Linked DNA regions of Homo sapiens: all the other regions are linked to region 2. Evidence: chromatin loops called from intact Hi-C (ENCODE). Cell type or tissue: endothelial cell of umbilical vein. All regions are shown on one strand. Each heading gives the region's core, and the rest is flanking DNA. Links, peaks and the distances in the headings are about the cores only.

The links. A loop is a pair of places that touch in the nucleus more often than their neighbours do. Peaks named below come from ENCODE experiments on the same cell type or tissue, not always from the same donor. Only the 100,000 strongest peaks of a DNase experiment are listed, where the experiment ranks them.
Region 1: it touches region 2 in a loop (13-fold over the local background); 12 of 110 quality-filtered maps call a loop at or near these places.
Region 3: a loop joins it to region 2, with 4 times the contacts of the local background. A loop is called at or near these places in 102 of 110 quality-filtered maps.

The regions. Positions count from the first base shown.
Region 1 is chr11:7,686,896-7,697,436 of GRCh38, forward strand. It overlaps OVCH2 (ovochymase 2), which reads right to left. Exons shown (of 16, transcript NM_198185.7): 9 at 9,814-9,904; 10 at 9,570-9,694; 11 at 8,675-8,815; 12 at 8,163-8,293; 13 at 5,007-5,100; 14 at 4,374-4,505; 15 at 3,029-3,118; 16 at 2,542-2,707. The coding sequence ends at 3,060. It overlaps LOC105376533 (a long non-coding RNA gene), which reads left to right. Exons shown (of 11, transcript XR_007062576.1): 3 at 4,383-4,597; 4 at 5,086-5,658. Among named protein-coding and RNA genes, the nearest start is that of OVCH2, 14 kb to the right of the region's middle. RefSeq lists an enhancer at 4,119-5,318. In endothelial cell of umbilical vein, for the core only: CTCF peaks have their summits at 1,535 (motif pointing left) and 7,971 (motif pointing left); a DNase peak (open chromatin) is centred at 7,976; H3K27me3 peaks cover 4,342 bases.
Region 2 is chr11:7,971,587-7,982,127 of GRCh38, forward strand. It overlaps the pseudogene COX6CP5. Among named protein-coding and RNA genes, the nearest start is that of EIF3F, 10 kb to the right of the region's middle. In endothelial cell of umbilical vein, for the core only: no CTCF peak of the experiment used is centred there; DNase peaks (open chromatin) are centred at 5,995 and 6,265; H3K27ac peaks cover 2,835 bases.
Region 3 is chr11:7,888,404-7,898,944 of GRCh38, forward strand. The region is part of intron 1 of LOC283299 (a long non-coding RNA gene); the gene reads right to left. It also overlaps the pseudogene RNU6-943P. Among named protein-coding and RNA genes, the nearest start is that of OR10A6, 38 kb to the right of the region's middle. In endothelial cell of umbilical vein, for the core only: a CTCF peak has its summit at 4,535 (motif pointing right); DNase peaks (open chromatin) are centred at 4,568 and 6,018; H3K27me3 peaks cover 1,205 bases.

The sequences.
Region 1 (10,541 bases), core at 792-8,791, 290 kb before region 2:
CCAAGTGTCCTGTGGAGAGCAGAAAGATGGCAGCTGGAGAGCTCACCCAGCAGGAATCGTTGCCCGCATCTGCTGCACTCCTTAGAATTCCTGGAGAGAAACATACCATACTCCTGGCATGCTTCTGATGCAAAGGTGGGGATTCTAAGCTGCTATAGTTTTTTGGACTTCTTTCTACCTTAAAGGCAAGGAATCTCTGTTGTTAAGTTCATAAAGATCCACCCCCGGACCCCAACCCCGCAAAAAAAAAGAATATATTTTCAGGGGATATATTTCAGGGCATGTTATTCATACAGATGAAAAGAAAGGTGATTCCACCATGTAGCTTAAAAGGTATGTGATATTTCTGCGCAAATTGTCAAAAAAATATGATGTTACCCAAAACATTATTTATAAGAAGTGATGGCTGTGGAAATAATAATAATAATAATAATAATAATAATAATAAAGCCTAAGACATAATTTTGAGAAAATTGAAGGCTAAGGCTGAGAAATAAATTCTTACTGGGATTATGCTAGTGTATCGGAACTGCTTCTATGACTCTATGACTCCTGAAGCCTGAGAGCTTCAGGCAACAGAGGCCAGAGGCTCAGAACAACACTTGGGGACCTTTCTTTATGAAAGTGAAATCTACCTCCAGGGAGCCTCTTTCTCACCTCCCATTCACTCTCTATCTTTAGCAATCAGACTGTGGAATTCTGACTCACTGAGGTTACCTACAACATCCCAGTGGCCAAATCCAAAGGCCTCTTTTCCCATTGTTATGTTACTAGATTCTGTCCAGCATTTTTCATCATTGACACCTCTTTCCCCTGTCTTTGCTTGGGCTGATATAACAAATATACCATTGACTGGGTGATTTAAACAAGAAATTTATTTCACAAAGTTCTGGAGACTGCCAAGTCCAAGATCAGGGTATTGGCAGATCCAGTGTCTGGTGAGGGCCCCCTTCCTGGTTTGCAGATGTCTGTCTTCTTGTTTTATCCTCACAAAGGGGAGAGTAGAAAGAGAGGAAGCAAGCTCTTGTGCGTCTCTTCTTATAAAGGTACTAATCCCATCGATGAGGGCTCCACCCTCAGAACCTAATTATCTCCCCAAGGACCCACTCCAAATATCATCACAATGGAGATTAAGCTTCAACACATGAATTTGGTGGGAGCGCAAACATTCAGTCCACAGCAAAACCTAATCTCTCTCTCCACAGCTCCCATGTCTGTCCTGGTTCTCCTCCTCCCCTTATGCCTGGCTCCTTTCAGCCTTTTTCTTTGGTCTTCCCTTTTCTCTTTTTCCTCTAAAAATAGGCTTCTTTTGGGTTGCAACTCTCACCTTTATCTGCTACCTCCCAGACCACCCCATCCCAGGCTTGATTCTTAATTCCTGGACATCTGCAGCTGGATATCCCACAGGTAAATTGACAGGCACACATTAAATTCATCTTCAACCTCTCACACCCTCCTCAAATGTGCTACTGCTATGATATTCTCTTTTTTGGTCTTTGGAAATATTGTGCTTGGCAATGGCTTTGCTGAATGTACCCCCTGGTGGCCGAGAGAAGGAATCACTGCAGCCACACTTTACAAAAATTTTTCCACCCGGGGCTTCTTTGCATCATGAGGTCATTGTCAAAGAAGCCAGAACAAAGAGACCCCAACTGCTTTCATCCCTTCTTATGAAAATGAATTTTCATTCCCGACTCTCTCTATTATTCTGTGTCCTATGTGTCCGAAAATTTATAAAAATAAAAATAAAAAATAAAGGATTTGACTTTTCTCCTGATAAATCAAAATGGCAAAATGGCAAACTATAAAAGTTTCCCCACCTCATCTTCTGCCTGCTCTCCTCACCACTGTATTTTCCACATGGAACAAGATGTCACTTATATATGCCAATGGATGTCATGGACAAACAAGGAACAGGGAAAGCCCAGAACTTCTCAATGCTCATTGGCACTAGAACATAGTAGTATACTTGCTATTTTTCAGAGGTGGGATCTTGTGAATGAGACCACAATTTGGCACAGAAAGTAGTCATTGCCACTGAATTATTCACTCGAGATGAGAATTTATTCTGGTGACTGGAAATATTCCAGTGTTGCTTTGAGCAAAAGGAACAGTGACCACATCCCATGAAGCTCCATGTGATGGCTTTTTTGATATGTCAGCTTAGCTAGGTGACAATCCACAGTTATTAAATCAGACACTAATCTAATTGTTGCTGTAAAGAAATTTTGCAGCAGTAATTAAAATTCCTAATCATTTGACTCTAGGTAAAGAAGATCATCTTGAATAATCTGGGTGAACCTGACTTGATTAGTTTGAAGGCCCTTAAAAGCAGGGCTGAGGCTTCCCCAAAAGAGAGAAGAAATTCTGCCTGTGAGGAACAACTTCAGCCCATGCTGTGGATTCCGGTGTTTCTATGATTTTCCCTTTCTGAGCACCTGGCCTGTAGATTTACCTGCTTAGTCAGCCCCCACAATTGTGTAAGCCAATTCTGGTGTATCCGTTTGCTAGGGTTGCCATGACAAAGTACCACAAACTAGGTGGCTTAGAACAACAGAAATTTATTGTCTCATAGTTCTGGAGGCTAGAAGTCCAAGATCAACGTGTCAGCAGGGATGGCTCTGTCTGAGGGCTGTGACGAGGAGTCTGCCCCAAGCCTCTCCTCTAGCTTCTGGTGGTTTACTGACAGTCACTGGTGCCCCTTGGCCTGTAGATAATGTATTGCCCCAACCTCTGCCTTCATCATTACACGATATTCTCCCTGTGTGTGTATGTCTCTCTGCTTCCAATTTTCTCCTTTTAATAAGGACACTAGTCATACTGGATTAGGGCCCAGGCTAATAACCTCATTTTAACTGATTAACTCTGTAACAACCCTATCTCTAAATAAGGTCACATTCTGGGGTACTGGAGGTTAGGACTCTAGTATATTTTGGAGGAAGATGGAATTAAATCCATATCACCTGCTTCTCCGGTTGAACCCTGGATTATACTCTGTGTGTATCAATTGGTCCCCAAAACAGCTTACCAGAAACATTGGTTTCTCCATTTGGCACATCTCATGTCTCCAGAAACATTGATTCATCCTCTGATATGGAGATGTTTAAATCTGGGTATACTGGGTATAAGTATGATACAATTACTCAGTTTCCACAAAGACAGCCAGGGTTGGAGATTTATCAGAAAATGATTTATGAAGCTATTGTTAGAATTCTGGGGCACCTCAGCCAGCTAGACTCTATAGGTATTTCAAATGAGGAGTGGGGCATTTTAACTATAACCTGGCTTTGCCATCTGCAGCTGCTTAATACCTAAAAAGAATGAACAACTTGGAAAGCAGATAATTGGCTTTGTGGGGTTTGGAAAGAAGAATCATGGGTATGAGAATGTGTAAGGAAGCTGGTTAGGTAGTTCGAATGTCCAGGGCCTGGAACTGGTGAAGATATTTCATGTTTCTATGTCTCTGTTATGTACTGCACACTTGCTTGTGGCCAAGTGTATCTTATCTGATTTAATCCTCACTACATTCTTATTAGGGATGCATTGTTTTCCCTTAGTAGGGTTGAAAAAAATGAGTCTGAGGTGACTCTTAAGATTACACATCTAGTAATGATTGGCCATCAGGATTCAGACATACAGTCACTCGTTCTTTGTGAACTCCCTATACGTGAATTCACCTACTCACTAAAAATTATTTATAGCTCCAAAAGTGATACTCATGTTGTCCTCAGGATCATTCATAGGCATGTGAAGAGTGACAAAAAATACATGTTGTTAGACACACGTTTCCACACGAGGTAAAACAAGGCAATATTTTGCCTTCTTGCTTCAGCCGTCATCCTATAAACAAATGTCCTTTTCATGGTCTATTTAGTGGCACTTTTTTTTCATTTCTGTTCTTTTTATTGGTGACCTCAACCTTTAAAATGGCCCCAAGCATAGTGCTGAAGTGCCGTCTAGTGTTCCTAAGTGCAAAACTCTGTGGTGTGCCTCACATAGAAAACACACGTGTTAGATAAGCTTTGTTCAGACATGAGTCATAGTGCTGTTGGCCATGAATTTAATGGCCGTGAATTCATTGTAATGAACCAGCAATATATATTAAATAACATATCTTTAAACAGAAACACACATAAAACAAGTTTATGTACTGATCAGCTGATGAAAATGTACCTTGAAGGCACCTAACCTTGTACATTTCCTAGGAGGGATGGCTGAGTATTCTCTTATTCAGTGTCCATGGTGACTTGATAGGATGTAATTACTGCAGATAGTGAGAATCGACTGTCTCTGTGTTGGGCTCTAAAGACCTCTAATTCACATCACAAGGATTAGAACTGGGAACCAAAGAGTTGGTAACTCTATCTTCTTACCTGCTTTAGGAATGAAGGAGACTGTAGCCTGAAAGCCCCTGCAGGTCCCGTTTTCATCTGATTGGAAGCTGATGAGCATGATGCTGGAGGGGCTCAGCACAGGGGTGGGGACATCATAGCCACACAGCCGAGCTTGTTGAAGGCCAGCCCAGGCATGACATTGTCAAGCACCCAGCAGATAGCCATGGCATTGGAGAGAAGAAAAAAAGAAAATCATCCTTCAGGTAATTGTTGAGAAATACGCTTTTCACAATTCATTTTCTAAATAAAGGCAGCTCACTCCTTAATTAACCCCATGACATTTCAATTTGGTTTTCTCTCCTGAACACTCCCACACACAATGATGTTAAGGGAACTGGTTCTAGCCTCAGGACTTGTTTCAATGGAACTTTCCCTTTCTGACTCCTAGTTTCCTCATGGGCCTTTTGCATTTCTGTTTCAGTGGTTCTTTGATTCTCCCTTTTTCTCTTCCTGCCCCTAATGAAGAAGACAAAGGAGTGATGGTGAGACCACAGGGAGGGGTGGAGGTGGTGCAGGAAGATGGAGGAAGATTGATCTGTCTCCTTTTCGTTCCCATCTCAAGACTGGGTCCAAACACAAACCAGAGCGAGCTGAGGCTCAGAGGACACAAACCTATTTCCTTCTTCCTTTCTACATCGCTGTGCACTGTCACATAGTCGGAAGTGCAGTCTCCACTTTCTTCTATTTCCAGACTCTGAAATGAAAGCTGAGAAGACACGAAGTTACATCCAGAGTAAACAATCTGAATGAATTACCTGACTTTGATTCAGCAGAGAAATTTGGATTGCTCAACTTGTTCTGGAGTAAGACCTTAGATAAGAAAGTTAATGGGGTATTCAGGAGTGGGTCAGATTACCAAGGGAAGGATTCTATATCACAGGCTCTAACTTTTTGAAATAGCTACCAAATATGGCCTGAATCAAAGGGCAGGAAACTGTGCAAATATTTTAGCTTCCTAACATCTCTAAGAGATTAGGAGAGCTACCGCATGGGGATTTTTTTCCTTGGAAGCAACTAGGCACTCAACTCAACTAATTGCATATACACAAAACTGCTTCTCTGGACATCTTAGTGTTGTTCACCTGGTTCCTGATGTTTCATCTTGAACCTCTAGTTCTCCTGAATCAAGACTGAAATTTGTTGTGCCCCTTGGAGACCGTGTCTTTCTACCCAGCGGGATATAGCTGGCTCCTCTTCTCACCTGCTTTGTCCTGTTGCCACTATATTTCCATGCCTCACTGCAAAATTCTGAGAAGGCACAGATGTAAGTGAGTCTAATTGCTGATATAAAACAAAGTATCATCTGAGCTACTGAAAGCATTTGCATAAGTGGGCTCGGAGTCAAATGTAGTGAGCCTCATGAATGTGCATGAAAAAGGAAATCCTTGTATGAGTTAGAGAGAGCTGATTTTGGATACTAAGCTTAAATGTAAACCTCAGCAAAATTCTTGAGTAGATTATTAAGCTATGATGAGTAATGACCTAGAAAAGAAAGTTGATCACCTGGAATCAACCTAGGGTCACCAAGAATAAATCATGACAAACCTTTTCTCATAGTTTCTATAATTGTGATGCTTATTGGCAGCATAATATTTCATTTATCTCTATCCTTGAGACCTGTATTTTTTGCTATCTTAAAAACTTGGCAGTGAATATCTTTAGGCATTTACTTTTTTTCTTCTCTTGTATCATTCCCTGCATGGGGCACTTGTTTTGTTTCAGGAAAAGGGAGGGGAACTATCTAGATAGAAGGAACAGTGTGAAGGAGAAACAAAGAAACAATAAAGAGTGATCTTGGAGCAGTTTGGTGAGCACTAGCCAATTGAATTTGAAGTGAAGAGTGGTGGGAGAGAGGGCTGATGAAATAGGAACTCTAATTTTAACACACAGTTGATGGGGATTCAATGGGACCCAGACTCTGAGCAAGAAACAGAAAGGATTGTGTGGATAAAACAAAACTGGAGGCAAATAATTACTAATGGTAAAGGTAGGCGTGGGGAGGGGGACCTGTATCAGAAATAGGATTCATTCAAACATTTATTAAACCCTTACTGGGATACTTTCTGGGAAGGGGCCCTTTTCTCTCCAAGTCAAATGGTGAGCATATTCCTATGACTTTTAACACCAGTTTCCAAATTACTATCTTACACGAGTTCTGCAAAATGATGCTGTCACTGGCAGAGTATGAGAGCATCGCTTCACTGATGCACGACACTCAAACTTTACTTATTGAAGAGATATTTTTCAATCACTTCTGGCTCTGGCATTTTCAGATTTTCAACTAAATTTCCTCTTCTTCCTCCACCTGGAAACATGCTCACAACCTAAATTTTATCCTCCACCACTAACAAATTTTCCTTAATTCTGCTGAAATTTTTGCCCCAAATCTGTTTAGGTTTGATGAACTTTTAGAAAGAAATCTATACCAACTGCCTCTGTATCATCTTTTCCCACTCATTCATAAAACCTGTGTGATCTTGTTTCTGCCATTAACATCTGACTTCACGTGATATTTCAGATACCACCAATCCCAACTCCTCTCAATTGTTCAATTTCCCATCTAATTATTCTCCCTTTTTTATGGAGGTGTGGGGTGGGGACTGGACACCTCAGTTCTCATCTCTTTAAGTTCTAACTTAGTGTGGTATCCAAATGATTGGTCACATCTTTTTCTTTGGTTTTGTTTGTGTTTTAAGTTAAAGGCTGCATTCTCCAGGCTGTCATAAAAACACACCAATTTGGTTCTCCTCCCACATCTCAGAGTTCTTTCCATCTCTTAAGTGAGAACGCTGGTGTCTCATCATCCCTCACTCCTCTCCCCTTTATTTTCTGCTCTCTTTTCTCTCCATCGTACACTGTCTTGTTTTCAATTATTATTTTAAAAGAAAGATCTATGAGAAAATGCCTCATTCCAATCTCACCCTGACTGCAGTCCTACTTCTACCTCCCTGATGATATCTCTCTGCAGATGGTCCATTAGTGTTTAATGAACAAACAACTAACCACACACTGCTAATCAAATGTGGAATAAACTCCATTTCCAGGCGTTCAAAGGCCTCCATACAGTGACTTCCACCTTGCCTTCCACTGTCCACTCCAGGACACCTTAAGACCCTCTTAAACCAGCGATTCCCTGAGCCTGTTCTGCGCTGGTTCCTCTAGGCTTGCTCTGTCCTCTCTGCTTGAAAGGCTTGATGATTTTGGCCTGATTGACCTTGATTTTGTTATCTATAACTTACAATGTGTTTTGTGAGCAGTTTAATAAATAAGGAAGACATGCTTGTTTCTGGAATGGACTAAAAGTCACCAACACAAAGTTTTTGTTTTGTTTTGTTTTGTTTTGTGTTTTGAGAGTTTCGCTCTTGTAGCCCAGGCTGGAGTGCAGTGGCGCGATCTCGGCTCATTGCAACCTCCATCTCCCGGGTTCAAGCAATTCTCCAGCCTCCCGAGTAGCTGGGATTACAGGCGCCCGCCACCGCGCCCGGCTAATTCAATACAAAGATTAAAGCGGCACTTTTTTTTTTTTTTTTTTTTTTTAAAGTAAGGAGCACAGTGCCATCTAGTGGAAAAAATGTGTAGTTGCAGGGGAAACTGGGCGGATCCATTATTCAGCAAGTATTTATTGACAGCTTTGTGTGTCAGGTGCTGGGTTCTAGGTACTGAAAACACAGCAGTGAATAAATCAGATAAAACCTCTGACCTCATGGTGCTTATGTTAGCTATTCTGTGAATTTACCATAGCTACGTAAGGACAGCCAAAGTCAATACCTTAATTAGGTGATGTTTGGAGGCTTGAAAAATCCAGTCACAGTTAGCCTTGTCACTGTAGTTTTCAGGATAGTTTAGACTCTGTATGAGACCTTCTTCAAAAAGGACAGTTAAGTAACTGCAACCTGAATCTGAAACGTAAGAAAAAGTCCAAACAGATGGCACCATTCAAATAAAGAAGAATTCTCACTGCTCTCCCTCCTGTCTCCTGAAAATGATGCATATCAATTGCATTTTCAGACACTGCGAACAAGAAAAGACGTAGTGCATGATTCTCCAGAACTCATCAGGCCCTCTCGACTCACTTGGAGGGGCAATCACTACGAGCTAGCAGGGTGAACTCAGGGTTGAGGGGGAGACTGCCCCCTGTTCTCTAGTTGGCCTGTGCCCCTCTCCCATGTGGAGTCAGTTGGGCCTTGGGAGAGGGATCCCTGCCACTCACCTAATTCCTATGGGGCCTAAGCTTCTACAGAAGGTGGAGATAGTATGTGATTAAAAGTAAATGGTTTTACCAGGAATGTAGTTTGGTTTAAGAGCTTTATAGGTAAGATTAAACCCAGCTGCATTATCTGTGGCATCAGAGACGAATTTCAGCCTTAGAGAATTAGAGCCAATAAGAATGGATGAAGGGAGGCTTTCTCCACAAAATTTTCCTGCAGGATGAGAAAAAAGGATTCTTTGTTCAGAATCTAGAAAATAGTTCCCATTCAATGATTTAAGAAGAACTGAATTTGCCATGATATTTCAGGATTGTCCAATCCAAAGTTTCTCAGTCTTGTCACAATTGACATTTTGAGCCAGAACCTTCTTTGTGTTCTTGCCATCCTGCATCTTTTGTAGGATATTTGGTAGCATTTCTGGCCTCTACCAGTGACAATTCCTGCCCTTGTGACAACTGAAAAATGCTTCTCATTCATTGCCAAATGTGTCCTGAGGGTTGGGGGTACAAAATCACCTCCAGCTGAGAAACCACAGAAACACCATTCCATTTCTGTTTCTTGTAAGTAACCTGTCTCCTTCTCATGGTTGTCTATTTGTATTTTCCTTCTTAGCTTGATGAGGCAGGGAAAGGTCATTTTCACAGCTAGGAAAGCAGTGAGCTGTCTGGACATCCTGAGAGGCCCTGGAATATATCTAGAGTTTATTCCTCATGGACACCAGGTCTGGCAAATGGGCCTAGGAAGCCTGGTTTGATGGGAAGCAGATTTGGCAAGTAAATTGCCCTGTGACCTTGCAGCCATCACCCAGGCTCAGATTTGGTTCCTTCCCACTCCCAATTCTGAGTCTCAAAGCGGAAGTCAAGAAGTGTGGCATTTACAGATGGCTGAGTGCCAGACATAAGATAACTAGGCCTCATTAAGCCCACTTGGCACTGGTTTCCATTTGACACTGTGAAAATCCACTCACCAATGGGTCTGTCTTCTAAAGAATACATTGACAGGTAACTGTGGTGACAAGACTCAACATCTAGGTGGGAAAAACTGAGCAACACATGCATTTCCTCTGGTACCAGCAGGGTCCAGACACACCGTCTGTAGGCAGATCATGGAGAGGGCGTTATTTCTAGACAGAAAACGACTATCACAGTCCAATTGGTGGGCCCAGACCGGAGGTGGGAGTAAGGAGGAGGAGTACAAAGGGGGTTACTCACTGCTTGCTCTCATAATATAGGTGGAGGCTTTCTGGGAAGTGCAGCTTCCCCTCAGCCCCGCTGACTATGACATCCTGCTCACTGCACCAGGCTGGGAGGGAAAGCCAGGAGAGTCAGGGTTAGTTATGCCAGTTAACCACAGCAGCCCCTCCCTCCAGAAGCTGCAAACACCATAGCCTCCTGGTTCTTCTTGATGTACTCTTCGTTCTTCATGAAATCTTCTCCTGTCTTTGCTTCTATGATGCCTTTTTGGTTCCTTTTAGATCCTGCTTAACCTTGAGATTCTATGATTGGTTTTCTTTCCTTAACTCTTCTCTCTCTTTTTATTTTATTTTATTTTATCTTTGAGGCAGGGCCTCAATCTCTCACCGAGGGTGGAGTGCAGTGGCACGATCACAGCTTACTGCAACCTCAACCTCCTGGGCTCAGGCAATCCTCCTGCTTCAGCCTGTCGGGCAGCTGAGACCACAGACTCACACTGCCACACCCGGCTAATTTTTTGAAGAAATTATTTGTGAGACAGAGTCTCACTTTGTTGCCTAGGCTTGGTCTTGAACTCCTGGACTCAAGCGATCCTCCCACCTGAGCCTCCCAAATTGCTGTGATTACAGGCGTGAGCCACCTCTGGCCCTTTACTCTTCTTTTGCTGACCTCATACTTTATTCTATAAGTGCAGGTATTTCCCAGCTTCTAGCCTTCGTCCTCATCTGCTCTGTCTCTATGATCCC
Region 2 (10,541 bases), core at 1,606-9,605:
GATGGCAGTAAGGAGTACAGGCAGGCTGGCAAAGCACATGATAAAATTACAGTGGTCATCTGGACAACTCTGATGGCTGCTTTCTATAGCATGTTCCTAAGTCTCTAGGGTGAAAGATAAGGCCTAGGCCCTCGAATACATCTCGGTGTTCAGGCTGGAGGGTGGTGCTGTGGCCTGCTCGGGACTGCTTTTCTGGGGCTTGATCACAGGACTGAGGGAAATTTGATGAGGGTGCAGCCTGCACTGCAATAAAAGGGCCTATGGTGAGATGAAACCAGGGAGGGATTACCCAAAGAAGCCAAATAAAGGAAGAGGAGCATGAAATCTGGTCAGAGAAGCTGGAAGTTAGAGCAAGATTCTGACATGAAAGGCAACATCTATAAATGAGAAATGGAATTGAAGTTGGAGGAAGTCAGTTTCCCCAGGGATAGAAAGCAGAGATTAGGAAGTGCTGGCCAGGATCCATCAGAGCCACATTGTGATGTAAGGTTGTAAGTGAATGGTTTGTTGCATCCAAGTGCACAGTACACATGAGCAAGAAGCCCCATGGTAATCAAATCTTGGGGTCTGGCCCAGCAGGAGAGAGAGAGAAAGGAATACTATACAACACTGTGATTCCAGACACCATATCATCTCTCCAGCCCAGCAATCTCCTTGTGACAATCATGGCAAAAGCCATCATTCTCTAAACTTTTTTTAATTTTTTACCTTGTAGGGAAAGGAAAACTTCTCCTCTACCCTCTTAGGTTCTTAAACTGAGACCTACAGATTAAATTGACAAAAAAAAAATTATGATTAACGGGAGAAATCATACAAATTTTATTTGATGTCAACAATTTTACATAGCATCAGGGACCTCACAGACAAGAAGTGAAAACCCCAAAGAAGCAGTTAGACCCAAAGGCTTGTATACCATTTTAACCAAGGGCTGTAAATTTTTGGAGAAGTGACAAGGCAAAGGAAAAGGATATGGAATTCTAGGGGTAGCAAGTTCTGGGAAAGTAACTAGGGGGTATATGGGGAAAACTAATGAAAAATAAGGGTTACTTTAGGAAGTTTTGCTTGGCAAACATATCTCAGCATTGACCTCCCATCTCCAGTGATAAGAATGTTCTCTCCTTCCTAGGAAAACCTTTCTCATGGGAAATTTATGCCCTGCTTTTAGGTAGAAATGGGAAGAGCAGACAGCCCTTTCTGAATCTGCTGTTTTTCAGTTCCCTTCAGATCAAAATAATGAACATGCTTAAGTGGCATATTTTGGTGTGGCGTGTTCAGATGCCCATGCCTTTCAATCTCAAGAATGAGTTCTGTACAAAACTCTCATGCACTTTTGGTGAGAATGTAAAATATTACAACCAGTTTATTATTAGTATTATTTTAGAGACAGAGTCTTGTTCTGTTGCCCCGGGGTGGAGTGCAGTGGTGCCATCATAGCTCACTGCAGCTTCCAACTCCAGAGCTCAAGCCATATTACTGTTTCAGCTTCCCAAGTAGCTGAAACTACAGGCACGCACCATCACACTGAACTCATTGATCTGACAGTTTCTTGTAAAGTTAAGCACTCCCTGTCCTATGACTTAGCCATTCCATGCCTAGGTATTTACCCCAGAAGAAAGAAAACATACGTCTTCACAAAGAATTCTACACAAACGTTCCAAAGAGCGTTATTCATAACAGTTGAAAATCTGAAACAAATCAAGTATTCATCAACAAGTGAGTGGAAAAACAAGTTATAGTACATTCATACAATAAAATATTACTCAGCGATGAACCATTTGATAGACACAATGCATTGATAAATTTTACAATTGTATTGTGTGAAAGGAGCAGACACAAAGAATTCAAGTTGTTTCCTAGCTGCTGGTTGTAAAAAAAAAAAAGAATTCAAATTTTATTATTCCATTTATATGAAATTCTACAATAGGAAAACTAGTCTGTCATAATGCAGAGCAGTGGTTGCCCATGGCCAGGTATGACATGGGGTACTACAAAGGAGCCCATGGCACTTTTGGAGTGAGGAAATGTTCCATGTCTTGACTGTGGTGGTGGATACATAGGCCAAGACTTTCTCGACACTCACTAAACTCTACACTTTTTTTTTTTTTTGAGACAGAGTCTCACTCTGTCACCCAAGCTGGAGTGCAATAGCACGATCTCAGCTCACTGCAACCTCCGCCTCCCGGGTTCAAGTGATTCTCCTGCCTCAATCTCCTAAGTAGCTAGGATTATAGGCATGTGCCACCACACCTGAGTAATTTTTGTATTTTTAGTGGAGACGGGGTTTCACCATGTTGGCCAGGCTGATCTTGAACTCCTGACCTCAGGTAATCCGCCTGTCTCGGCCTCCCAAATTGCTGGGATTACAGGTGTAAACCACCACGCCCAGCCTGAACTATACACTTTAAATGGAGGCAGTTTGTTGTATTATAAATTATACCTCAGTATATATCCAAAGGATTATAAATCATGCTGCTATAAAGACACATGCACAAGTATGTTTATTGCGGCACTATTCACAATAGCAAAGACTTGGAACTAACCCAAATGTCCAACAATGATAGACTGGATTAAGAAAATGTGGCACATATACCCCATGGAATACTATGCAGCCATAAAAAATGGTGAGTTCATGTCCTTTGTAAGGACATGGATGAAGCTGGAAACCATGATTCTCAGCCAACTATCGCAAGGACAAAAAAACCAAACACTGCATGTTCTCACTCATAAGTGGGAAGTGAACAATGAGAATACATGGACACAGGAAGGGGAACATTACACACTGGGGACTGTTGTGGGGTGGGGGGAAGGGGAGAGGGATAGCATTAGGAGATATACCTAATGCTAAATGACGAGTTAATGGGTGCAGCACACCAACATGGCACATGTATACATATGTAACAAACCTGCACGTTGTGCACATGTACCCTAAAACTTAAAGTATAATAATAATAAAATTTAAAATATATATATTAGTCAGTGATTGAGCTAGAACTCAAACCTAATTCTACTCTATACTGCATATTGTTTCAGTTTACAATAAAAATATTTATGCTTAAAAAAATAAATAAATTATACCTCAGTAATGTTGATTAATTAAAAAAAGAATGAGCTCTGATAACTAAACTGTTAATCTTACAAACCTAAGAGAAGTCTGCAAGGACCACTTACTCCCGCAACCAAACAGATAATTGTGAGCTAGTCCTGGAATGTGCAAGGCCAGTAGAGAGGAGACACACCTCTTCATGGATAGGAATCAGGGAGGGACCACACAGGAGCCTGGGAAGGAATGTCCTTGCCAGGGTGAGGTGGCCAGGAGCTGAGCCTGCAGAGAGGGGGAACCTGGGGGCTGAAAACAGGGTAGCAGGCAGCCAGCTTTGCAGGGAGGGAAGAAGGGAGAGGAGAGGTGCCCCTGAGGCCAGAGTTCTCTAGCAACACTGATGTGGGTATCAGAACTTCAGAACTGCAGAGAAGTCGTAAAGCTAAGCATGACCACCCTTTCTTAGTCAAAGTCTTCTAAAAAGTCTAAAGTGACTCCATCCAAGAGAAGAAAGAGAAGCAAACTGTCTCTGGGGGAAAGCCTCCCCAATTTAGGCCTCAACAACTATCGCTCAAAAACCAAGAAATGAACTCATAGCCTTGAAAGTCTGAATAAGAATAAATAAAAACAAGAAACATAGATTCAGGCCAGGCAAGGTGGCTCACGCCTGTAATCCCAGCACTTTGGGAGGCCAAGGCAGGTGGATCACTTAAGCTCAGGAGTTCAAGACCAACCTGGGCAACATGGTGAAGGCTCATCTCTACAAAAATTAGCCAGGCGTGATGACACATGCCTGTAGTCTCAGCTACTCAGGAGGCTGAGGTGAGATGATCACTTGAGCCTGGGAGGTCCAGGCTACAGTGAGCCGAGATCATGCCACTGCGCTCCAGCCTCGGCAAGAGTGAAACCCTGTCTCAAAAAAAAAAAAAAAAGAAAAGAAAAGAAAGAAAGAAAGAAGAGACACAGATTCAGACCACTAAGAATTATAGATGTTACATTTATCAGCTTCGTATGAAAATGTTTTTAAAATTTAAGGATGTAATTACAAAAATAAGCTTATAAGAAATAAGAAAAAATAGATTTGTTTTAAAAATCCTTTTATATGAAAAAGAAAGAAAATAAAATAGAACTTCTACAGATGAAGAATATAATTATTGAAATCTAAAATTCAATATACAGAACAGATAGCAGCTGAAGTCAGAATTAGAGAGCTGAAGCTATGGCCAAAGAATTTATCCAGACAGCAGCATAAACGGATAGCAGATTGAAAATATGAAAGCTTAAGAGACATGGAGAATAAGGTCAGGAGAGGCAATATTAAGAGCAAATGGGCCGGGCGCAATGGCTGATGCCTGTAATCCTAGCACTCTGGGAGGTCAAGGCAGGTGGATCACTCGAGGTCAGGAGTTCGAGAGCAGCTTGGCCAACATGGCTAAACCCTGTCTCTACTAAAAGTACAAAAATTAGCCAGGCATGGTGGTGCATGTCTGTAATCCCAGCTATTCAGGAGACTGAGGTGGGAGACTTGCTTGAACCCAGGGAGCAGAGGTTGCAGTGAGCTGAGATCACACCACTGCACTCCAGCCTGGCAACAGAAACTCTGTCTCAAAAAAAAAAAAAAAAAAGCAAATGGCTGTAAATTTCCCGAACCAAAAAAAAAAAACAAAACCACGAATCTATAGATCCAAGAAGAACAATTTATCCCAAGCAGAATACATAAAAAGAAAGCCACCTTAAAATACATCACAATGGAACAGCAGACTCTAAAGACAAACAGATCTTGAAGCATCCAGAAAGAAAGGACCACAAAGAAACAACAAAGCAAAAAAGAAGCCAGAGATGGCAGAATGTTTTGAAAGTACTAAGATATTATAACTGCTAATTTAGAATTGTACATCCAGGAAAACTGTTTTTCAAAAATGAAATCAAGCCAGGCACAGTGGCATGTGCATGTAATTCCAGCTACTCAGGAGGCTGGGGCGGGAGGTTCCCTTGAGCCCAGGCAATACAGCGAAAACTTGTCCCTTAAAAAAAAAAAAAAAATGAATGAATGAATGAAAGCAAACCACTTTCACAGTTTTTAAAAATGTGGACTACCAAGGGAACTGCTCTAAAAAAAAAAGAGAGAAAAAGCTTTACTTCAAGTAGGTGAAAAGATTTCAGAAGAAAGTCTTAGAACAGGCTGTGCATGGTGGCTCACGCCTGTAATCCCAGCACTTTGGGAGGCTGAGGTGGGCGGATCATGAGGTCAGGAGATCAAGACCATCCTGGTCAACATGGTGAAACCCTGTCTCTACTAAAATAAAAAATAAAAAAAATTAGCTGGGCATGGTGTGTACCTGTAGTCCCAGCTACTCAGGAGGCTGAGGCATGAGAATGGCTTGAACCCAGGAGGCTGAGGTTGCAGTGAGCCAAGATCGCCCCACTGCACTCCAGCCTAGTGACAGAGTGAGACTCCATCTCAAAAAAAAAAAAAAAAAAAAGGTCTTAGAATAAAGTCTTGTCCTAGAAAGACAAGAAGAAATAGTGTACAGAGAAAGTGGTAAACAGGTAAGCAAATTGAAACATACTGGGTGTTAGCCTTATAAATATAATACTAATAGTGTTTACATCATGTGGCTAGTTCCTCCACCCACGGGAAATAATGAACAACAGTGTATAAATCAGAACGGGAAATACCAAAGTGAAAGCATTTTAAAGTCCTTTTAACATCATCGGTGCCGTTCTTTAAACAGAGTTAATGCATTAAAAATGCATAATAACTTCTGCACCTGCATGCAGCTGGTGCAATAGCAATGCCTATTTCTCTGTCCATCTGGAAGGAACTTGCAGAGGATGATGCAATACCATGACTATCATAGCTTCCAGTGCCTTGATGAAACCTCAAGGTTTTTGGCCTTTTGGCCAAGCATCTGCCATTTCATACTGTTGCAGCATTTGTTGTGTCCTAGGAGTTGCAACTATCTATAAGTTTGTTGTGGCTAAACCATGAAATAAGGCATATATAGATTTCTGCAGAAATTATAATTCTACAAATGATTTTGAAGAGATGAAAAAGGTTGGTATCTTTTGGAATGCAAAGTGATATTGGAATGTAAAGAATTTCTGGGGATTGTGTTCCATGGAAGTTTGTCACTGGCCTACGTTCCTGAACTGTGAAACATGAATATGTGGGCAAAGGAATAGTTTGTTTTGATAGATTAACAAATATGAAAAAAATGCATGATAAAATCAAGAGCTATAATTAAAACACTAAAATTGGAATATGTGCTTCCTAAGTAGTAGAGAAACAGGAAAAATAAGAACATGCAATCAATCAATAACCCCATTTAAAGGCCAAATATAAGGAATGGAGACAACACAGGGGCTGGGCACAGTGGCTCACATCTGTAATCCCAGCATTTTGGGAGGCCAAGTTGGGTGGATCACTTGAGGTCAGGAGTTTGAGACCAGCCTGGACAACATGGTGAAACCACATCTCCACTAAAAATACAAAAATTAAAAATTAAAAAGAACACAGAAAAGTGAACCAAATAAAAATCAAAAATTAAATGTAAGAAATTAGTCCAAATACTCAACATAGAAAATGCTAATGGACTAGACTTGCCAATGCAAAGAGAGAAACAGATCAAATTGTTTAAATATTTAGCTATATGTGTTTATAAGAGTTACACCTCAAGCATAAAGATATGGAATGGTTGAAAGTAAAAAAAAATATGAGGAAAATATATGTGAGAAAATGCTAATCAAGGGAAATCTAGTGTAGCTATATATATTTTTATTTATTTACTTTTAAATAAATAAACTATGAGGTAGGTACTAGAAGGTCAAATATGAAAACAACGTGATCCATGCCTGAAAAGATGTAGAGTTTAGTAAGGATAACAAACAAAGAAATGGATCATTTATTCCACTTTAGAACCAGACAAAAGAGGAAATTCACATTTTAGGAAGAATGTATAGTCCTGAAATATAACCAGTCTATTTTTATTTATTTTTCAAGACAGGGTAACCCTGTTGCCCAGGCTGGAGTGCAGTGGTGCAATCATAGCTCACTGCAGCCTCAAACACCTAGGCTCAAGCCCTCCTTCCACCTCAGCCTGTGAGTAGCTGGGTCTACAGGTACACACCACTACACGTGACTATGATGTAGCTATACTAATTTCAGCAAAATAGATTTTAAGACAAAAGCATCGGCCGGGCACAATGGCTCATGCCTGTAATCCCAGCATTTTGGGAGGCCAAGGCGGGCGGATCACGAGGTCAGGAGATCGAGACTATCCTGGCTAACACGGTGAAACCCCATCTCTACTAAAAATACAAAAAATTAGCTGGGCGTGGTGGCACGTGCCCGTAATCCTAGCTACTCGGGAGGCTGAGGCAGGAGAATTGCTTGAACCCGAGAGGCAGACGTTGCAGTGAGCCGAGATCGTACCGCTGCACTCCAGCCTGGGTGACGGAGTGAGACTCCCTCAAAAAAAAAAAAGACAAAAGCATCATTAGAGTTGAAGACAGTCAACACACAATGGTAAAGGTCCAATTCACTAGAAAATTTTAACAGTTCTAAGCATGTAATAACCTAATTAGATTCAAAATAACTCAGTATGTGGTAAAACAAAAACTGACAAAGTTACAGAGAGAAACTAACAACTCCATCATTACATTGAGAAGATACTAAACTTCCTCTCTCAATTGTTGCTAGGTCAAACAAATAAAAAAAGATCAATTATATATAGGTTAAAGATCAGAATTAGCAAGCTTTACATAACAGACTTATAGAGTTCTGTGTCCTAAATTTAAATGATAAACATTCTTCTAAGGTACACCTGGACCACTTGATAACATACTTGGCTATAAAGTAAGACAATTAATTTTTTAAAATAGGTATTGTATAGATATATTCTCTGGAAAAAAACAAAATTAAATTGGAAGTTATTAATAAAAAGATAAAGAAAGATGAATTATAGCTTTTGTTTATGAATAGGAAAACTGAATATCACAAAAATATCAGTTCAGCTCAGTACGTCTTTAGAATCAATGCAACCTAATCCATCAGGTTTCACAAACTTATTCTAAAATGTACAGGAAAGAGCAAAGGGCCAAGAATAACCAAGACTTTTTTTTTTTTTTTTTTTTTGAGACGGAGTCTTGCTCTGTCGCCCAGCCTGGAGTGCAGTGGCGCGATCTCGGCTCACTGCAAGCTCTGCCTCCCAGGTTCACGCCATTCCCCTGCCTCAGTCTCCCAAGTAGCTGGGACTACAGGCGCCCGCCACCACGCCCGGCTAATTTTTTGTATTTTTAGTGGAGACCGGGTTTCACCGTGTTAGCCAGGATGGTCTGATTTCCTGACCTCGTGATCCACCCTCCTCAGCCTCCCAGAGTGCTGGGATTACAGGCATGAGCCACCGCCTGGCCTAACCAAGACACTTTTGAAGAAAAAGATGGTAGACAAGAGGGAGAGGCTGCCCTGGATATATTCTAAAACTAAGGTAATTAAGACAACATAATATTGCACCTGCTCTACCACGTTTCAAAACTAATTCTAAAACTAGAGATGTGGGCGGATCACGAGGTCAGGAGATGGAGACCCTCCTGGCTAACACAGTGAAACCCCATCTCTACTAAAAATACAAAAAAAAAAAAAAACTTAGCCAGGCGTGGTGGTGGGCGCCTGTAGTCCCAGGTACTCGGGAGGCTGAGGCAGGAGAATGGCGCGAATCTGAGAGGCGGAGCTTGCAGTGAGCTGAGATCGAGCCACTGCACTCCAGCCTGGGTGACAGAGCAAGACTCTGTCTCAAAAAAAAAAAAAAAATTAAAATTAAACTAGAGATGTAGCCATTAATATGGCACAGCAATGGTTCAGAGTGGACAAAATAGAAACAAGAGCCAGAAACACTACCAGACACTATGAAACTGTGATACACTGTCATGCATTGCCTAATGATGGTGATACATTCTGAGATATTCATTATTAGGTAATTTTGTTGTTGTGTGAACATCATAGAGTACTTTCGCAGACCTAGATGGTATAGCCTACCACACACCTAGACTTTATGGCATAGCCTATTGCTCCCACGCTACAAACCTGTACAGCATGTTACAGGAAAGAGCAAAGGGCCAAGAATAACCAAGACTTTTTTTTTTTTTGAGACAGAGTCTTGCTCTGTCGTCCAGGCTGGAGTGCAGTGGCTCGATCTCGGCTCACTGCAAGCTCCGCCTCCTGGGTTCACGCCATTCTCCTGCCTCGGCCTCCCGAGTAGCTGGGACTAGAGGTGCCCACCACCACGCCCGGCTAATTTTTTTGTATTTTTAGTAGAGACGGGGTTTTACCATGTTAGCCAGGATGGCCTCAATCTCCTGGCCTCATGATCCGCCCACCTCGGCCTCCCAAAGTGCTGGGATTACAGGCATGAGCCACCACGCCCAGTCCATCATTGACCTAAACATCACTATGTGGTGAACAATTGTATTTTTCTTTTAATGGCACGGTAGATGAATAGGGAAAGGAAGGACAATTCAAAAAATAGAATTTAAAAATCCCACATAGATTGAAGGATAAAAACAATACTTTAAAAAACATCAAAAATACGTAGATAAAATGCCTGTCTCTGGTATTCATATAGGAAGAATTTCTTAAACAAGACCCATAAAAGTCCTAGCCATAAGATAAAGGATTGGTAAATTTAACTACATTAAAATTAAGATCTGTTCTTCAAAATACACCTTAAGGAAAGTGAAAGGAAAAGCTGAAAAGTTAGAGCATATATTTGTAACATTTATGACTGATAAAGGATTGGTATAAAAATATGTACTGAAGTCTTTAAAAAAAAAAGTCCCTCTCAAAAATAAATAATAAATAGAAAACAACCTATAGAACCTAGTAGAAAACAACCTAATAGTAAAGCATATGGAGAGATTTTTTTTAACAGGATTCAAATACATATGGCCACTAAACATATGAAGTGATTTCAACCTCATTAGTAATCAGGAAAATGCAAATTAAGCACACAAATAGATACCATTAACTATCCATCCATTTTTTACAGTTGAGGGAAAAACTAAAACATGACAGAGTTTATTCATCAATGGGAACTTTTATATACTGTTAGAAGGCATGTAAATTGGAACAGCCTCTTTGGAAAACAAGTCTGCATTATCTTGTAAGTATGAATATTCACATATCTTACAACCCAGTTGTCTTAGTCTGTTCAGACTGACACATTGAAATGAGACACAAAATATCACTGACTGGGTGATTTAAACAACAGAAGTTTATTTTCCCACAGTTCTGGAAGGTGGAAGTCTGGCAGCAGTTGACAGCATGGTCAGGTTCAGTGAGGGCTCTGTTCCTGCCTTGCACATGGCCACCTTCTCATCGTGTCCTCACATGAGACACACAGAAAGACTCTTCTTATAAGGCCACAGGCTTATTGGATTAGGGCCCCACTCTTAACAACCTCATTTAACCTTAATTACCTCCTAAAGACCCTATCTCAGATACAGT
Region 3 (10,541 bases), core at 977-8,976, 84 kb before region 2:
GCCACCAGGCCTGACCTGAAGTTTTAATCTTGTTGAGGGAAAAGGATATAGTGAATAGATGTATTGATTAATTATATAAATCAATCTAAAATATTTAACATTTAACATTCTTAAAATTAAAATTCCTTAATTGTAATTTTAAAATTCTTTGAAATTGTGTTTCTATTTTAATTTGGTTGTACTTTTTTCTTAATTCTTGAGATAATCACTAAGGATAGATACTTTTACCCCTAGAAATACTGTTTCACTCCATAAGAGATTATTTCAGAAGTTATCTTCAGCCCCCATGGCACCCTCTCACTCCCCTTAACCAATCCATCACTAATGGTCATGCCAGTTTCATCCCAATACCTCCCCAGTCTATCTGTCTCTTTTGTAACCACCACAGTTCAGCCCATCATACCTCTTACCTGGACAGCCTCAATAGTCAGCTAACTGGAATCCCCGTATCAATGTCTGTTTCCCATTGCCTACACTGCAACTTCTCAAAGATCTTTTCAAAATGCAAATCTGTTCATGTCTGCTCTTGGCTTAAAACTTTTTGATGTCATTAGATGTATACGAGAGACTTCAATTATAATCAAGTTCATATTATTTAAAAGCATTATCCAATTATAGTATTATATTTAAGTTAGTAGTAGTTACATGGAAATGTATTACATTATCCTCTGTCATCTATATATGAAACATTTCTCACATGAGAAAAACAGCCAAAAAGTTCAAAACAAACAAAAAATCAAAATCAAAATATAGCAAGAGATTTTTCAATTGCATCCTTAATGAAGTATTAAAGTTTTCTATATCCAATCCTTGCACATGGGCCATGCTGATCTTCTCTGTATCCAATTTTAGTACATGTGCTCCCGAAGTGAGCACTATATGTCTAAACTTAACACCTCCTCAGTTATGATATTAATACTTCTCATACTTCTTTGAGTTCTTTGTCTGAGATTTCTTTTTGCTACAGAGGCTTTGTTGTTTCTGCCCATGGCTCTCTCTGCCACCTACTCTCTACAAACTCCCTGGTTAATTCCTATTTAAAATTCAGATTTAAATGTAAATATCACTTTCTTGGAGATGTATTTCTTAACCTGTCCAGCCTAGATCAAGGTAGATAGATCAATAGATAGATGATAGATAGATAGATAGATAGATAGATAGATAGATAGATAGTCTTATTGGTTTGCTTTACATATTCCTCCAAACACTTATTGGCTTGTGATGATGCGCTGATTTATGTAATTATTTTATGTATGTATTTTGCCGTCTACTATAAGCCCCATATGGGCAGGAACAATGTCTGTTTTGGTTCCTTATTTTCAAGTCTAGCATGGAGTGACCCCTTGGTAAGTGTGAGTTGAATGAAGAAGAAAAGGGACATGCTGTGCCTGGGATACGGTCAAAACTTAGAACCTGGAGTTAAAGGGAAAGGTAGTCTATTGCCTCTTCTGCCACTTAGCTTTGGACAATGCATTTGAGCCTTCCCAGCTAGGTTTCTTCATGAGTAAAATGAAGGTAATAGTAGTGCCTCTGCTACAGGGCTGTTAAGAGCATTAAATGAGAAAGCACAAAGAGCTCAGCAGAGTGCCCAGCTCATAGTAGACACTCAAATCATTATTCATTATATTTTCATGCTTCTATATTTTTCTTCTTTTGTTACAAAATTTTCACACTGAAATGTTCTCCCTCTCTGCTCATGCTCTTCCTACTGTGATGTGTTGATCTTTTGTGTCAAACTGAAACTGCTTTCCATTTCAGGTCATCTGCAGAGCATTTGAATGATAGGAGGAGGAGATGATGGCGCTGCCATTTATCTGTCAGATGTGTCACTCTCTGTGAGGGGCTGGCCTCTCACAGACCTGGGGTTCCACGGGCTGCAGGGAACCCACCCGAGGTAGAGACCTCTGGGCTGGGCCCCTTGTTCTTTCCTTTCACTCTGTCGAATCCTTGGCTTTTATTTTTCTTCAGGGAAAACATGACGGTGTTTTTCTTGTAGATTTGTTTTGTTTTATTTTTACTTCAGATTCATGTGCTTATATTGGACAAATCTTAAAGCTTCCACATGTTATCCAGGGAAAAATGTATTGCTTTTTATTGAGTTGAGACTGATCAAGCTATCAAAAATTCACACTTGGCTGAGGCTGTCTTAAGTTTGGTCAACTTCTCTAGGTTCAGCAAGATTTTGTAACTATTACTGAAGTCTGTGGTGGCAAAGGGGCTCCGTGAAGGGAAACATCTGGATTTAAAGTAGACTTTAATTACATCTCACACCCCTGCTCTAGACCAATGTTTAAAACCCCAGGGAGAAGCTTAAAAGTGTGACTCCGTTTGAAACTCAGGAGTCATTTTAACCTAATTGCTCCCTTATAGCTTAAAGCTAACACCTAAGCCTTTAAGAATAAACTCATAGTCCCTGATTCCTGACTGTATTTGCCCTGAGTAAGTGCTCCCACAGGATCTGCACACTATCGCTAATTTCAGTAAATGTTTTCACGGTCTTGGCTGTAGAGTTAATGCCTAACAAGTTCCAGAGGAACCAATTTCCTGCTGGAGGAAACTTCCTTACCAAGTTTCCTAATTATTCCCAGTCATTGCCCTGTAGAATCCAACTGGCCAGGGGAGGCTGTTAATAGGCCACAGGTGACAGCTACAGTTAGGTTACCAAGGAAACAGATCAACCATGCAGAGAGCGATGTTTGACACAAGGAGACCAGGGACCCGTAAATACATGTATTTCCTGCTGCCTCTTGTTTCCTGAGGTGGGGGGAATCAGGACATACATCCTTCCTCTCAAAGTCATTGAGAAATTGACTATAGTGAATTCTCCCAGCCAACATTCTGAAACTTTTTGGTCTCAAGACTCCTTTATACTTCTAAAATTTCTAGAAAACCCCAAAGAGTTTTTGTTTATGAAGATTATAGCAATTCATATTTACTATATTCAATATTAAAACTAAGACATTTAAAAACATTTATTTAACTCATTCAAAAATAATAATAACTCCGTTACATGTTGACAGAAATAACAATTTTGATCAAAGATATTTAAAAGGATGTTATTGTTTTACATTTTTGCAAATCTCTTTAATATCTGGCTTAGAACACAGCTGAATTCTGTTTCTGCATTCAATCTGTTGTGATATAATGCATCATGTAGCTTCTGGAAGACTACTGTACATTCTTGGGCAAATGAGAGATAAAAGGCAAATAATATTTTTAAATTACTATGAAAATAATTTTGATCTCACAGTACTCATAAAAGTGTCTCAGGGTCTCCCAGAGGCCCCAAAACCAACTCTCAGGACAACTATTCTAAACAAAACCGCACTAAAAGATGGTCATTGAATAGCTTTATCTGAATGAAACACAAAGCAAAGCAATAGACCAAGAGACAAGTTTACAATTATGAAAGTGGGAGCATCTGTGCTCTGCTCTTCATATTTCTGCTACTTTCGGCCATCCTGACCTACAAGGACTTCCAGCCTCTTGTCCAGACATCCTTATAATGACATCTGGCCCTAACACCAAAAATAGATTTACTACAATTTTCTTTTGAAACAGTGACTTGAAATTCTATAAACTACCAAGTATCAGCAGTCCATAGAGTTTTTTAGCAAAGGCTACAATGTTAGCAAAAAGCAGGTAATATTTGGCAACAATAATCACAGAGACTGAACAAATTTTCATTCGTAATAAACGCCTGATTTTCCCCACCTTTATAAAGGCCTGTCTGAGAAGCCAAAAGATAGGGGAAACACGAACTTTCTAAAAAGAATTGCCCTTATGTACTTCCCAGAAGTGGTTGTATCTTATGCCCAAATTGCATACGCTGATGGGATGGATTCTTTGGATGCCAAAAGAGTTGCACAAGGACACGTGATGATCTCAGGCAGTGTGTCAGACCTCCAAGAACATCCAGTATTGATTTGAACAACTCTGCCCACAATCTCTGCTTAAGACCTATTATTCCAGGCATACAGTCTACCCAATCTGGCCACCTCTGTAAGGCTGTTTGAGCCTGAGCTACATATTGGAGACAAGATCTTAGTGCACAGTCACTAACGCAATGCCTGGGGCACTTAAGCCCAACATGGGGGTACTTTCAGTTCCTGTTCTTTTATCACATGAGAGACAGTAGAATACACCTACTAGTCAAAAGCACAAACTCTGAAGTCCAAGAAATCTGTGTTCTAGTCCTACCCTGTCACAAAATAATTTTGAATATTTGGACAAATTATTTAGTATCTTTCAGCTCCTTTGTCAAATGGTATTGTTGTGAAGATTAAATGAGTTCATACACGTAAGGGACTTAGTAAGGTATAGAGTATTCAATAAATACTGGCTATTTTTTTAAGGGACGGGGTCTCCCTATGTTGCCCAAGCTGGTCTGGAACTCCTGGGCTCAAGAGATCCTCCTGCCTCAACCTCCAAAAGTGCTGGGATCATAGGCATGAGCCACCATGCCTATAGAGATAAATGTTGGTAAACCATAAGCAAGTTTAATTCCCTGGACTTTCAGCCGTGAGAGTATAGCAATTACACACTGTAGCCATTAGATGGCAGTAAGAATTTAGTCTATCTTTTGGCATAAAGCGCCAACTATTTCCTGGAGTTTTTATTCATCTAGGGCTTGGAGGCTTCACCCTCAAGCTTCTTCTTAGATCCACTTCCTTTGTCCTTGCTACCCTGTCCCCTGGTCTCTTAATTTGAACTGCTTGGTCTCTGGAAGCCCTGTAACATCATGGGTCTCTACTCTTCCCTCTGGTTTGCACATACTACATCCATTTGTGTCTGTCTCTTCCTCAGATACAAACCACATCAGCACAGGGCCTGTGCCACACTGATTCAATCTCTCTCCTCTATTGGATTTTTTTCATGGGACTTCAAACATTCTGCAATCTCTCCAGCTTAAGAAGATCCTCCCTGGATCAGGCAGCCCTCTCTAGGTATTGCTTTCTAACTCTGTCCCCACAATTCAGACCTCCGTTTTGAGCCTGACCTATATACCCCAGCTATCTATTTGACTGATTTCATGCAGGCATCTGACACCTTAGTCATTCAAAACTGGATTTCACCCCCAAAAGCCCTCTCTTCCAGCAATCCATATCTCAACAAATGGAACCCCCATCCACTCTCTCCTCCAACCAGAAAGGTAGGCTTATCCCTGACACCTTTCTCCTACCCTCTCCCCACATATAATCCTTACCAAGTCCTGTCAATTTGATTTCTTAAATATGGGTATAAACTTTCACATTGCTGCCTTTCCACTGCAGAGGTGTCAGGGATAAGCCCACCTTTCTTGTTGGAGCAGAGAGTGGATGGGGGTTCCATTTGTCGAGGTAAGGAACACTGGAAGGGAAGGCTTAGTCCAAGCTAAGCTAAGGTGAAAGTCCTACTCTCAGCTGGGCCACAGCAATTGCCACTGCCTTGTCTATTATCTTCTCAGCAGCCAGAATGATGTTTTAAAATACAAATTTGGCCATGTGACTACTCAGTGTTAAACCTTTCCCTGGCCACCTATTGCTAGTAGGTGAAGTTCAAAGTTCTTATTGTACCTACAAGGCTTTGCACAGTCTGCCTTCAGCTTATCGCTCCACCCTACTCCTCCCTCTCCCTCTCCAGCCCTCTCCCGTTCCTGAAGTGGCATCAAGCTCCTTCATATTCATACCTTCAAACACTTTATTCCTTCCAGATGAACTGCTCCCTCCTCCACAGCTGGGCCTGGCTAACTCCCATCATCCTTTAAGACTCCATTTAAGTGTTACTTTCTCAGGGAGGCCTTCTCTGTCCTCAGCACCACTCCTCTCCCTGCCACCCCTCCAGGTTAGATAAGTTCTTCCTATTATAATCTCAAGGTATTTTGTGTTTTTTCTTTATAACAGTTATCACAATTATAATTATGTTTCGTTATGTATTTATCTAATAATCCTCTCTCTCATTAGACTATCTTGCTTATCTTTGTGTTCCCAGCACCTGGCACAGTGCCTAGTACATAAAAATCATTCAACAAACATTGTTGGTTAAAGATTAAATGGCTTTTTTTCCTCAAACTGGCCATTCTCACTCTCACAGTGTCTTGGCAGAAACTGCTAGAAAGTAACAGCCCAACACACACACACACATACACACACACACACACACACGCACACAGAGAAAGAAAGAGAGACATGCACCAAATATAGTCTCTATACAAATAACACTCATCCTTCACTACTTAATTCAAATGTCACGTCAACAATGCAACCATAAGAAAAAACTAAAAGTAGACATTGGCTTTGGGATGGGAGAAAGGACAGAATCAGCAAGCATCTTGAGGATATTGCTGATGAAAGTTTGAAGAGCTTCAAGGAGACGGTTGATATAGAACTTGCAGACAGTGAGGAAAATGTTATCAGATGCTGGATTAAAGAACACCCAAAAGATGCCTTGGCCAAACAGTTAACAAAATCATCACTGCAGCAATGTAGAAAATAAAAAAATATATCAATAAAATGGCAGATCTGACTAAGGATATTCCCAGGCAGAATATCATAAGAGCTGATTTCTTTTAGCTGCATATAATAAAATACTAGTAGAGAAAAATAAGCTAAAGAACAAACTATTCAGTTTTTTAACAGAATATGGAGAAAATGTAAAGGATCCGGAACTTGCTATATTCAAAATAAATATGTCCGTCATTCCCAGTCTCTTCCAGTGAATGATTTTGAAAGAAAGAAATGGTTTGGGGGCAAAGATCAAATTCAGGGAGTGGTTTGTAAGACCCTTTGTTAAAACCTTAGAAAAACCTTTAACAAAAAAGAACTCCATCCTGCCTGATCAACAGAATACTGTGGAAGTCACATTGCTCCAGTTTCTTGGATCAGACCTTGAGTGACTGGCAGATTCCAGAATACTCAAACACTCACCATGGTATGTGTCATTTTTAAAAGGAGGGGTTGGGAGAGTTTGTGTGTAAATTTTCTGTTGATGATCCCCACTAAAGACTTGCTAGGTCTTCTCAACAGTTCATTACTGTAATGAACAACCAAGTTATTTGCCTTGAGCCTGGTCAGGAGTCTCCTGAAATAGCAAAGTTATGTTAATGAAAACAGTGAAATGATAAAGTCATCTTAATGTAGATGGTAAGTTATATGGGTTTGGTAGTTTGGGTCCCTAGAGTTTTCATTCTATATGAATTGATATTGAAAGAGCTGTCAAAATAAAAGTTGCACTGGGCAAAGTTGAACAGGAAGAGATACTTTATTCAAGACTATTGCAACAAGGGACAGAGATTAAACTCAACTCAGCTGAAACAAAAGCCTGGCGAGAGTTTAACAGCTGGAGTAGAGGGAATCATAAGACAGTGGTGTTCACTAATTGGCTGAACCCAAAGCAAACTTTCTCTGCTTATAACAGGAGGTACTTGTATAACTTGGAGCAAAATGTCTACTGAAGTTAGGCTCCTACCCTCCCATGGAGACTGGAAGATAAGGAGCTATTTCTTTTGATGTTTACATTTAAAACTAGTAAGAGGCTTCTAAGCAGATTTACATACATTTCAAAGGAGGCAGAGAAAAAATTTGCAATTACAAGTTTTCTCCAGTGATTTAAGAAAAGGGAGGTCAGGGACCTAGAGTCAGGAAAAAAAAAAAAAAAAACACCTGTCTTAATTTTACTTAAGCTGAGGGGAATGTTGAAGGCCATCTCAATCAAAGCATTCCTGTTATTTAAATTGAAGGAATTTCTCTATTTCTGCACTGTATTATTTGGGCTACATTGTGCTGTTGTCCTTATTGCACAAGCTTTTGGTGAGTTAGTTTGAATAATGTGTCTATATGTAATTTGAGTTGGGAAATAGGTGGAAACAGCCCAGTGAAGAAATGTCAAGTAATGCCTTCACTTAATTAATTCTGACCTCTTTCAGATGCCCCTTTTCCCAAGAAGATATAAAAGTATAGTAATAGGCATTAGGGCTGGGCATGGTGGCTCATACCTATAATACTAGCACTTTAGGAAGCCAAGGTGGGAGGACTGCTTGAGCCCAGGAGTTCAAGACCAACTTGGGCAACATAGAGAGACTCTGTCTCTACAAAAAATTAAAAAATCAACTGGGTGTGGTGATGCATGCCTGTAGTTCCAGCTATGCAGGAGGAGGATTGCTTGAGCCTGGGAGGTCAAGGCTGCAGTGAGCTGGGATGGTGCCACTGCACTCCAGCCTGGGCAACAGGGTCAGACTCTGTCTCAAAAAAAAAAGAAAAAGAAAATAGATACTGGGAGCATGGCCAGTTGTAACTATGCAAGGGAAAGGACACGCCTGTTAGCTGTTAGCAGTGAGCAAATCAAGGGACTTCAGAAACCCAAAAGGCTCCTTATGTGAAGAAGTTGGCTGCAGAATTTAACCCCAGCCTTCACATGTCACAGGCTAAATTAGTTTGCTATGGCTGTCATAGCAAAATATCACAGACTGGTGGCTTAAACAGAAATTTATTTCTCATAGTTCTGGATGCTAGAAGCCCAAGATTAAAGTATCAATAGATTTTGTTTCTCCTGAGGCCTTTTTCATTGGCTTTGTTGACCTAAAGGAAGAAACTGAGGCAAAGTAAATATAAGCAGAGAGTTTATTTGGGGCCAAGTTTGAGGACTGTAACCCAGAAAACACAGATTCAAGTTGCCTTGTATATGTGTTCTGGCTAACAGCATTCAAATGTGGAGTTTTTTGTTGGTTTGCTTCTTGTTTGTTTTTGTGGAAACGAGGTCTCCCTATGTTACCCAGTCTCATCTCAAACTCTTGGCCTGAAGGGATCCTCCCACTTTGGCCTCCCAAAGTGCTGGGATTACAGGCATGAGCCACCATGCTTGACTATACATGGGTTTTTAAAGGAAAGAAGAAGGGGCAGTTCCTAAGTTGTTTACTAAAAATTTGTGTTAAAATACTATAAGCTACTAATTGACTATACATTGTTCTTTGCATCACAAATTCCAGAAACATGAAGATAATGGGTCGGGGTCACATTGTTCAACTTGTGGTGGCATTATCAATCACTCCTCTGGGGTTATTTCATTGATGAGCATATAACCCTGCCTTAATTTTTTTTCCCTCAAGGTAGAATTTATTAATAAGTTATGGTACATTCATAAAATGGAATACTACAAAGCAATGAAAATTAAACTACAGCTACCTACATCCATATGGATGAATTTCAAAAACAATGCTAAACTAAAAAACAAGCCAAGGAAGAGCATATGCAGAATAAATGCCTTTATATAAAGATTAAAAACAGGCAAAACTAAGCACTCTATTATTTAGGGACATGTTACTAGGTGGTAAAAACAATAAAGAAAACTAAGGGAGTTATTAACATAAGTTCTGGATAGTAATTTCTTCTGGAAATGAATGATTGGCATGCAATCCAGCAAGAATATATCCAGAGATTCTGGGGTATGTAAAGTTCAAACACTTGGTCCATTAGTAGGTACATGAATATTAATTATTGCTCCTTAAGTTATACATACATGTTTTCATATACTTTTTTGTATGTATGCTATATTTTCAAAATAAAAATAAAGACGTGACCTACAGAGTGTAATCGTAGGCACAGGGAAGGGTGGGGGGCTTTGATAGAGATGTTAGGTCAGTGGCAATGAAAATCACACCAATGTATAATCTATGGTCAAGTTATTAATCCACAAAGTATGGATTTAATTAGTTAAACTCCCAAATGACAGTCTTTCCCTTCTTAACAAGTTCTTGGGAGCCACCTTGTTAATCCTCCATTCTGGTTACATTTCATTAGGATAAGCATTTGAGACATCTTTGCTGGCTTTTTACCACATGAGACATTCAAACAAAGTATAGGTTTTTTATTATATTCTTTGGAAATAATTATGACAGACAATAAGTTTCACATACCATTAATAAATTATGTGGTCCTGGGCCAGGTGTGGTGGCTCACGCCTGTAATCCCAGCACTTTGGGAGGCCGAGGCAGGTGGATCATGAGGTCAGGAGATCGAGACCATCCTGGCTAACACGGTGAAACCCTGTCTCTACTGAAAATACAAAAAAATTAGCTGGGCATGGTGGTGGGCACCTGTAGTCCCAGGTACTGGGGAGGCTGAGGCAGGAGAATGGCATGAACCCAGGAGGCAGAGCTTGCAGTGAGCCAAGATTGCACCACTGCACTCCAGCCTGGGCAACAGAGCGAGACTCCATCTCAAAAAAAAAAAAAAAAAAAAAAATGTGGCCCTGAAGAATTTACTTGAGTGACCCCATTTCCTCATCTGCAATTAATAGCAGTGTGGCAAAGACATTTATTGCTATTGATGATAACCTTGCCTTTAAATGATTAATTCCTGACATGGGTGTGAGGGGCATGACTGAAGACTCACTCATGTCTGTCTGGGCCTGATAAACTTTGCATACATCCCATTCTTCAAACTGCTATGAGCTACTTTTCTCGGCTAGCAGATGGCCATCTTCTCACTGTGTCCTTACGTGGCCGTCCTTCAGTCTGTGTAATGTCTGCATTCTAATCTCCTCTTCTTATGAGGATACCAGATTTT